Linked DNA regions of Homo sapiens: region 2 is linked to region 1. Evidence: chromatin loops called from intact Hi-C (ENCODE). Cell type or tissue: endothelial cell of umbilical vein. All regions are shown on one strand. Links, peaks and the distances in the headings refer to the core of each region. The heading gives the core; the rest is flanking DNA. Region 1 holds the start of CHD3 (chromodomain helicase DNA binding protein 3). Region 2 holds the start of PER1 (period circadian regulator 1).

What was found. A loop is a pair of places that touch in the nucleus more often than their neighbours do. Peaks named below come from ENCODE experiments on the same cell type or tissue, not always from the same donor. Only the 100,000 strongest peaks of a DNase experiment are listed, where the experiment ranks them.
Region 2: a loop joins it to region 1, with 17 times the contacts of the local background. A loop is called at or near these places in 2 of 110 quality-filtered maps.

What each region holds. Positions count from the first base shown.
Region 1 is chr17:7,885,445-7,889,698 of GRCh38, forward strand. CHD3 (chromodomain helicase DNA binding protein 3) reads left to right here and starts at 3,345. Exons shown (of 40, transcript NM_001005273.3): 1 at 3,345-3,656; 2 at 4,220-4,254. The coding sequence starts at 3,557. RefSeq lists silencers at 78-157, 2,208-2,367 and enhancers at 408-457, 3,777-4,254. In endothelial cell of umbilical vein, for the core only: a CTCF peak has its summit at 3,898; DNase peaks (open chromatin) are centred at 657, 2,197 and 3,857; H3K4me3 peaks cover 2,929 bases; H3K27ac peaks cover 3,617 bases.
Region 2 is chr17:8,151,636-8,156,134 of GRCh38, forward strand. It overlaps PER1 (period circadian regulator 1), which reads right to left and starts at 769. Exons shown (of 23, transcript NM_002616.3): 1 at 702-769. RefSeq lists enhancers at 716-1,010, 2,642-3,422, 2,674-2,813. In endothelial cell of umbilical vein, for the core only: no CTCF peak of the experiment used is centred there; DNase peaks (open chromatin) are centred at 846, 2,096 and 2,706; H3K4me3 peaks cover 1,099 bases; H3K27ac peaks cover 4,000 bases.

The sequences.
Region 1 (4,254 bases), core at 1-4,000:
TCGGCGGGGAGGGGGTAGGCAGGAAACGGCCAAGGCGAAGCCAGGGCCCCCTCCCTGGCCGAGCGAGGGACCGCCGAGACCCTGGCGGCCGGACGGCGGCGTGGGGGAGGGGCACGTGGGGGAGGGGCGGCCGCGCGAGCGCCCCTCGGGCTCTGGCCCCGGTGGGGTTGGACCGAGGGAGAGTGGGGTTTCCCCGCACGGAGCAGCCGACGGGCCTGCCCCCTCCGCTCAGGACTTGGACAGGCAGAGTGGGGACGGTGTCCATCGGACCCCCCTCCACCCGCGGAGACTTAGGTGCCCGCCAACTGAGGGGCATGCGGTGGCACGCGAGGGAGGGGTCTTGTGAATGTTTGTGGGCTGCTGATGAGTAGGGGCAGGTGGTGGCCACAGTCCACGCAGACCACTTCCTGGAATAAGGCAGGAGCTCGTCCCCTCGCTCCCCCAGCCTGTGCAGGGACAGCAGTCCATTCGGATTGGGGAGCGGAGAGAAGAGTGTCTGGGGAACCAGATACCCCCGGCTCCACCCCCTTCATCTCGCCGGGGCTCTGGGCTCTTTTGTGTCAAGTGCGGTGGGGGGGGTCCCCCTCTTGACCCCGTCAGTCTGGGGTGGCCAAGCTGCCCAGCTGTGACTCTCACGTGGCTGCCATTCACTGTCACTCACTCTCTCGCTGAAACCACCCACTCCCTGAGCACGTTGGGGGGCGTGAACTGCCCACCCAGCTGTTCTGCAGCTTGACCATCACTCAGCACCCGTCCCCCGAGGTGACAAGTCACCCGGCGGCACTCTCTGGGCGGCGCTCTCCAGACCGCTGCGCCGCGTCAGGCGCCCAGCGGTGTCCCCCTCAGACCACCCTCCTAGTGGAGTGATTTCTAGTCTTCTTTGGGATAGGTGAGCATCTGGGTGTCCACACCCCCTGCTTGGGGAACAGCAGGGGGACCTCCGCACCCCCGGGCCTCTGGCTGCCATGCGGCACAAATGCACCAAACTTCAAAACGGCCAACTCCGGGCTCTTTGTAAAACTGTCATATTGATCCGTGTGGCTTCTGTGGCAAACGTTCCTGTCTAGCCGAGACGACCTTTGGGGGAGCGGGGGGTGCTTTCTTGTGGGTCGGGGAGGGATGTGTGTCTCCTGGAAACTGGATAAAGTCTCCCCGCCCCCCAAGCTTGTCTGAAAAAGGGTAAAGTTTTGAAAAAGTTCTCCCAGAGAGCCCCCTGCCTTGGCAGGAGGAGGAGGAATGAGGAGTTGTGGGGAGAGGGTGCCTTTGGGGTTGCCTCCGGCAGAGGCGCTGAAAAGAGGGAAAGAAAGGCCGTCAGGTCCTGCCAGGGGCTTGGCAGCGCTCACCTATTTGTATTGGGACTTGGAGTCTGGGGTGGGGTGGTGTGGGTCCCGGATCTGGGTACGTTGGGGAGAGAAGCGTGAAAGGATCCGAGGTTGAGATGGGTCTTTGTGTCAACCCGGCCTCCCCTTTCCCTCTTGGCTTTCTGAATAGACCAGAAGAGACGTCAGAGGCTGCTTACATTTTACAACTGAAATGAAAACCCACCTCCCCTCTCCCCCTGGGCAATTTTTATCTCCCTTTCAGCCCTCCAAGTCGAATGAGTGACCCAGATACACCCCCTCAGATGACTTTCGGAGGTAAAACTTCGGGAAATTATTTTTAGCACACTCATTATTTCTGTCTACCTAAGTGTGGGGAAAAGAACCCTCCTCTAAGGAAATTTGTTCAGGCTGCCCTCGCTCTTCCTTGTCTAGAGTATGCATTTGTGCACAGGAGAGATTTCCATTGTTTTCCATTCCGACTGCTTTGATTCTCACCATTTTGTTTTACATTCTTACTCAAGACCAATTTTATCCCTTCCCCCTCTCTCCAGTCTCCTTACATTGTTAAACGTTTAAAATAATAGCAGTCGTGTTGGTGGGGGAAGGGAGCAGGAAGCCAAAAACTCATTTCTTCTCCCTCCCCCTTCTGGCAAGTCGAGAGAAATAATATAACATAATATATAGATGTGATTCCTTGGGGGTGGGGGTGGGGAATGATTGTGGGTGGTGCGGAAAATTCTGGTAGTTTCTTTGCAAAAGGTCTGAAAATACAAACCCACCCCCTGCCTGCAGTACGCATGTGCAGCAGACCTATTATGGTGGTGCGTTGTGGGGGAGGGAGGGGAATTTGAGAAAAAATAAATATATGTGTGAGAGATTGATGGTGAGATTAGAAGAAGAGAGGGGCGGGCGGGAGGCGAGGCTTCGGCCGAGACTCCTCCCGCTTGCTCGGGCGGCCAGGCTCCGCCCTGCGCCCTCCGGCCCCCGCCTCTCTCCTCCCTGCCTCCCTGAGATCCGAGCCGGGGATGTGGGAGAGTCTGGGCTCCAGGCCAGCATTGAGTGGCTGCTGAGACCGAGGTTGGGACTTAGATTTGCTTTATTACCCTTCCTTGCTTTTCCTTGCCGTTCTCGCTTTGCCTCTCCCGCCACCGACGCCTGCCCAAGTTCGGGAACCTCCCGCTGGGGTGGGGAGTAGAGTGAACCGGCTTGTGCACCACCCCTGGCTGGTGGTGGCCGAGGCCGTGTCCCTGAACCTTAGCCAGTTGGCCTGCCCTTGCCACTGCCTCGGCAGCCTGCGTTTCCATGTTCAAGTCAACCGAAGTCCCTGGGGCCAGGGGGAGCCGGCTGCTGGGGCATGGCGCCTTCCTTGCTGACTTCCTATTACAGTCCCCATTCCGTTTCACACCCGGGCTCTGGCAGCCACCCCCCTGCACACACGCACACAGTCCTAGAGTGTCTTCCTGCACAAGGGGACACAGGATGCTGGAGTTAGCAGGAAAGGTGGCACTGAAGGAAGGCGAGGCAGCGACTCTGAGGCAGTGGAAACGGAGGCCTCTGGTGTTAATTGTGGCTAATTTTCCGTTGGCTGTTGAGGGAAGGAGAAAGGATTGTGTGTCCTAGAGCTAGGGGCTGGGCCAAGCCCAGGCTTTCCCATCTTGCATCGGCTGCCTCTCTCTGTACTAGACAGGTCTGGCTGGTTAGTCTAGTGCTTGGTAGGGGAGGGACGTGAACCAGAGCCCCAGGGCCCCAGGTCTGTGGGGCATCCTGTCTTCCTTTATGTGGGGTAACTCTCCGTTCCGTTCCCCAAGCCTTCACAGAGTGACACCTTCACAGATAATGGGGTGGGGGGCCTGGGGTCCTCTGGCAGAGACATCTGGGGAGAAAGCCAGGGACCTATCCCTGCTGAAGCAGGTACAGGCCATCCTCTGGATTTGTGGGCCTGAGAGTGTGTGTGGGTGTGGGTGCGCGCGTGCGCGCGCGTGCTTTTGAGAAGGCATATGCTGGGTGTGTCTGTCTGTGCCTATATCTTTGTTTGGGTCTCCCATACTGCGTATAGATGAATGGGTCAGGATATCTGGAACAAAATATGGAGGTGAAGGGTGAGATCGGGAAACAAAGGGTATGGCCCCCTAGTTCCCAAAGGGAGCAGGGAGATGGGAATAGAATTGAAGGTAGGTTTTAGGCTACTTGGGAGGAGGAATATTTAGGTAATTGTGGAGACTTTCTCCTGTGTGATGAAGGCGGCAGACACTGTGATCCTGTGGGCAAGAAGTAAAAATGACCAGCTGAGGATTTCTTTTCCTCCAGGACTGTGTTGGGGTGACAGGATGCCTGGTAATTATCCGAGGAAATGTAAATAGAGGCCTCCCTCTTGGCAAAAGGATGTCAGGGCCCCAGGGTGTTAGTGTGAGAACCCAGGTGTCCACCTTTGGCTCTCCCTCCCCAGCATCTGGCTTAGGGAGCTGCCAGCTTGTGTCTCCCCACTCCAAGTGCTGGGGTCAGGCCAGGCCAGCAGCTGGGCATGGCTTCCCCAGTTCCTGGGCAGGATGCCAGCTGGCGAAGTGAGGGGGAAGGCAGGAGGAGCCCTGGCGGTGACTGAAAGGACCTGCCACAGTCAGAGCCCATGGCCTGGAGCCTGGTCTCTTGTTAGTAGGAGGGGAGGGAGGGGAGTGGTTTGGCTGCTCTTCTCTTCTGACCCCTGACCTCCCATTCAGAACCAGAGCATCCCAGAGTACTCGAAACACTTTCTGTTTGCATCCAGTGAAGGGAGGCAGGGCTTGGAGGAGTTAATGCTTCCTAGAGAGTGGGAACTGCCGAGGTGGGGAAGGGGCAAGTTGAGGGGCCTCAGAGGCTGGAAACCTAGAGGCTTAGGTTTTCTGATGCTTTTTGCTTCAAAGATAAGGATGACATTCGGCTGCTGCCGTCAGCATTG
Region 2 (4,499 bases), core at 292-4,291, 270 kb after region 1:
CACAACCTTTCCTTCTTTAGCCCCTGCGCTGCTTCCCCACCACAAGGACCGAAGCCGGCAACCTGCCATCGTCAAGGACCCGAGGATCCTCTCTCTTCAGTCCCCTACTTTTCTGGCCAGACCCCCCCACCAACCCCAAGCCTTGGGCAGAAGACACACAACAGCCAACAGATCTTTCTTCCCCTACTCCCCGTCCAACCACACCCCTACTACTGAGCATTTTCTGAGCGCCAGGGGAAAAGGGAAGGTTGTGGCCAACAGCAGGAACCAGCGCTGGGAACGGGATGTTCTAGTCCGAAGTGGGCTGACATCACAGGCGGCGCAGGGCCAGGGACTGGAGAACAGAGACACGGGGAGCGCTGAAAGCCTAATAGGGTCCTGGTACCGGGGCAAACCTGGGGCCCCTCGAGTAACGAGCAAGAAGACCGGGGCATGCCCGCTGAGAGTCGGCTGTGGGGCCGGGAAAGCTGGGACGGGGAGGTGGGGACAAGCTGGAGGTAAGATGAGTGGGTCAGGAGTGCAGACTCCCGGTGCAAGATTTCGAGGAGGACTTCGGTCCTTGGGGGCAGGGAGAGGGTGGGTAGCGGTAAGGACGACAGTGTGCCCTCTGCCTGGGCCGAAAGTAGCCCATCAGATTGGAAGTGGCAGCGGTCCGGCTCAGGGACGGAGATCGGCCCCAGGATGGCCGCAGAGATGCCTACCTGGTCGCAGGAGTGTCCTCCGCACGCCTGCCCGCCGCCGCTCCAGCCCGCAGCCGAGTGGAAGCTCCACCGGGCGGGCGGGGAGGCGGGTTGCATAATGCCGGGCACTGCCCCCTCATTGGCCTCTTGCCGACGGAGCCGCAGGCCCCGCCCCCGATTGGCTGGGGATCTCTTCCCGGCGCCTGATTGGCTAGTGGTCTCCACTAAGGTCAGGGCTGTGTCACACACACGGGCGCACGTGGACCTGGGTGCTGGTGCTGGGCTGAAGAGCCCCAGACACCGCCCAGCCAATGGGCGCAGGACGCTTGCACATTGAATAATGGAAGGGAGGAGAGAGGGAGATACGCTGCGCCTCTTTAGGGAAAAAGCCCGGCCCGGGGTAGGTGCTCAAGACTTGTCTACTTCCTGAACGCACTAGCCTTGCAGAACACAACATCTTGGCATCTTCGCCTTTCCAAGGGTGAGGAAAAGGAATGGCGCTGCAAGTTAGGCCACGCTGGATGAGATGGGTGGTCCTTGAGAGGAGGGGAGAGACAGAAACCTGCCTGGGCCTCTCCTGGGTTCCTTTCCCAACCTTGTTCCCTCCCAACCTTCGTTCTACATAATGAAGCCCTTTAACCGAAGCACTTCCTCTGACACTTCAAATCCTGGGAGAGGACAGTTAAGGGTCCACGTGTGACCGGTGGGTGAGTGGGTGGAGGAAGGATGCGGACAATGGAAGGGGCAACCAGAGCCAATAGTGGCTGTGAAGGGAAACAATGGCAGGTGCTTCTATGGCCACTCAGAGACAAGGTCTCCGGGCAGCCTACGTGGTGTCTAGTACTTTCCTCCAGAGGACGCAGCCACCCACAGTTAAAGCTGCCCCAAAAGTGGGGGCCAGGAAGCCAGGACTACAGAGGGACCAAGGGGATGGCCCAGAGAAGAGGCCAGCTGGGGCCCTAGACAGAGAAATGTGGGGTGGCAAGGGCTTCATATTTCCACTGCTTGGAAAAGAGAAAGCCAAACTCCAGGGGCCCAGACGGAACGTCATCTGTCTCATTCACTGTAGTCTCCAGAGCCCAGGACAGGACCTGACACATGGCAAGTGATCGATAAACATGATTTTTTTTTTTTTAAACAAGGATAGGTTGGGGAGGTGGGAAAAGAGTGTCAACAGGAGAAAGGGGGCTGGGAATTCTGATTCTCTAAAAGAGATGAGTAGTCCTAGAAAGAGAACAGGGGCACGATTTGCAGGCAATAAAATGTTAGTCTGGGCTCAGGAGAGCTGCAGTTACACAGCCCCCTCCATCCAGGACCGTGATGAGTAGTTCCTCGCAGGGCTCCCTGGAAACGTGGGTAGTAGATGAACAGGCCTCCAAGCAGCTGCTGACATAATCATTGTGGGGGCACTCCCCTCACTGTCACGTGGCCTAAGCTTTCCTGAACAATGAGGGAAGGGTGAAGGGGAGGGCTCTGTGGAAAAGCTGAGACAAGATCGTGTTATAAATTAACCCAGAAAAATCGAAACAGGAAAACAAAAGATTCAGGAGCCTGGAGGCCGGGCGCGGTGGCCTGTAATCCCAGCACTTTGGGAGGCCCAGGCAGGCGGATCACCTGAGGTAGCGAGTTCGAGACCAGCCTGACCAACATGGAGAAACCCCGTCTCTATTAAAAAAAAAAAAAAAGATTCAGGAGCTTGGATTCTCAGTCTCCTCTCCCTGAAAATGATCCTCTCCACCCCAACTCATACTGTGGCTTTGGCCTTATCTCGTTTGCAGATACCTCTTCCCTGGAAACATGGTTTTTCTCCCCCTTCAGGGATTTAGGTGTGATCTCCCCTAACCCAGGCAGTCCTTGATCTCCCGCCTCCATCTCCCTGTCTTTTGCATAGACAAAAGGCTCCAGCCCTCCAGCAGCCCCCGCTTGCTCCCAAGACTCTTGTTGTCCTGCTTCACCGTCCCCACAGTAACCAGGCCCTGCTGCCGTCAATGGAGGCGAGGGGGCGGGAGACAGCAGTGACGTCAAAGCGGAAGAAGGGGGCGGGGCGAAGCTGCCTCGGAATGTGGGGCAGGGAGGCTGGAGAGACTGGAGAGGCAGCGGTTTGGGAGGCGGCCAGCCCGAGAGGGCGGCGGCCAGCGCACTTGGGAACATCATGTTCTCTTGGCTGGTGGCCCAGGACATGCACCCAGCCTGGGCGCCTCCCCCAACAAAACGACAGCCGTCCTGTCCCAAAGCCAGGGATTCCTGGAGAGAGGATTAGTAGGAAGGGGGCCCCCTCCCCACACCTCCCCCCACCACGCCTGGCTCTCTTTTCAGGACTCCCATCTGCCCGCTCCTCAGCTTGTTCCTGCAGCTCTGGCTTTTCCTCTCTCCCAAACTGTACACATCTGCTGGCCTGGTACCAAAGACCCAGGGCGGAGAAGTTGGAGGTCCTGTCTCTGGGAGAGAACACGACGCACCTTTGCTACCTTCCAGAAGCCCCTTCAGAGCCTGAATCTCTTATTATGACAGCGGGCGGGGGGAAAGGGAGAGGGGCGCGGACAGGGAGGAGAAGGGGCCTAGGATGAAAAAATCAAACTGGGACAGAGCAAGTGGCCCAGTCTAGGGCCTGGATCCTGGGAGAGGGCTAGAAGGGAGGAATGAGGGAATTTGGACTGCTGCCTGAAGACCAAAAGAGCCAGGAAGAGAGAAATGGGACGCCATCAAAACTTGCAGAAAAACTTGAGAATATGAGACTAGTTCCCAGCCACAGCATTCACATAAATCTCTCACCATAACCCAGGCATTATGCTAAGCACTTTATATTATCTTATTTCATCCCCAGAACAACCCCGTGAGATAGGTATTATTATCCCCATTCCATGGGGGATAACTAAGGCACGGAAGTTACTAAACTTGTCCAGTGCCTCATAACATGGTCTCAAGCTCTTAACAAATGGAGCCCAGGATTCAAAAATCTGAACTCTAATAATGGCTTGTCATTCTGGTTTCTTACCCTTGAGGAACCTGTGAGGTGTTAACCAACCTGTAAGCTGCATTCCAGCACTGGCAAACCTGGCCTCTCAAATATCCAGCCAATTCTAAGTTTGGTGCCAGGAACACAGACTCCATCCAACCCCTTTCTCTGCCTTAGGCCTGATCCGAAGCCACTGTTTGCACTCCCCACACACTTAACATCATAGCCCGTTTTCCCAGGCTCACAAAGTGCTTGAGATCACCCAAGCAGCCACCAGCCCCAATGATTTCCTACGAAGCCCACTTCCTCACTTTTCTACTTTACCTCAGGCCAACTTTACCAGACGCCTGGCCTGGTTGTTTGTACAGACAGATACCAAAACACCCTGTTGGTGCCTCCCCACCTCTAGGGGCTCAGGAAGACGTGCACAGCCAATCTGCCCAAACCCCAACCCTATCCTCTCAGGACTCAATAGTTGCTACCCCACGTCTATTCTCAAGGACGACTCTGAGGCCTAAACCCTTCCGCTTAACATGAGAAAGACGCCCGGAGCCGTAATGTGACTAGCTCTGGGTCTCACAAATTAAAACACCATCCTTTCTCATATCAGCATGCCAACCCTTTGGTACCCTCCGACTTGCCCTACCAGGGCCTCCCTCCGGCCTCCGAACCTCTGCCTCTTTCAAGTGTTTAAGGAGACCACCCAAACACCCTGGGAGCAGGGGCTCCTTCAGTCCCGACCTGAGAGGGAGCTCCCTCAGGTCGCAGAGGGCTTCCGAGCCCTTCCCCCCGGGCAGTCAAGTGTCCAGGGACTCCACGGGGGCGAGGGATCTGATGTCACTAACTCCCACCCCGTCCCTCTA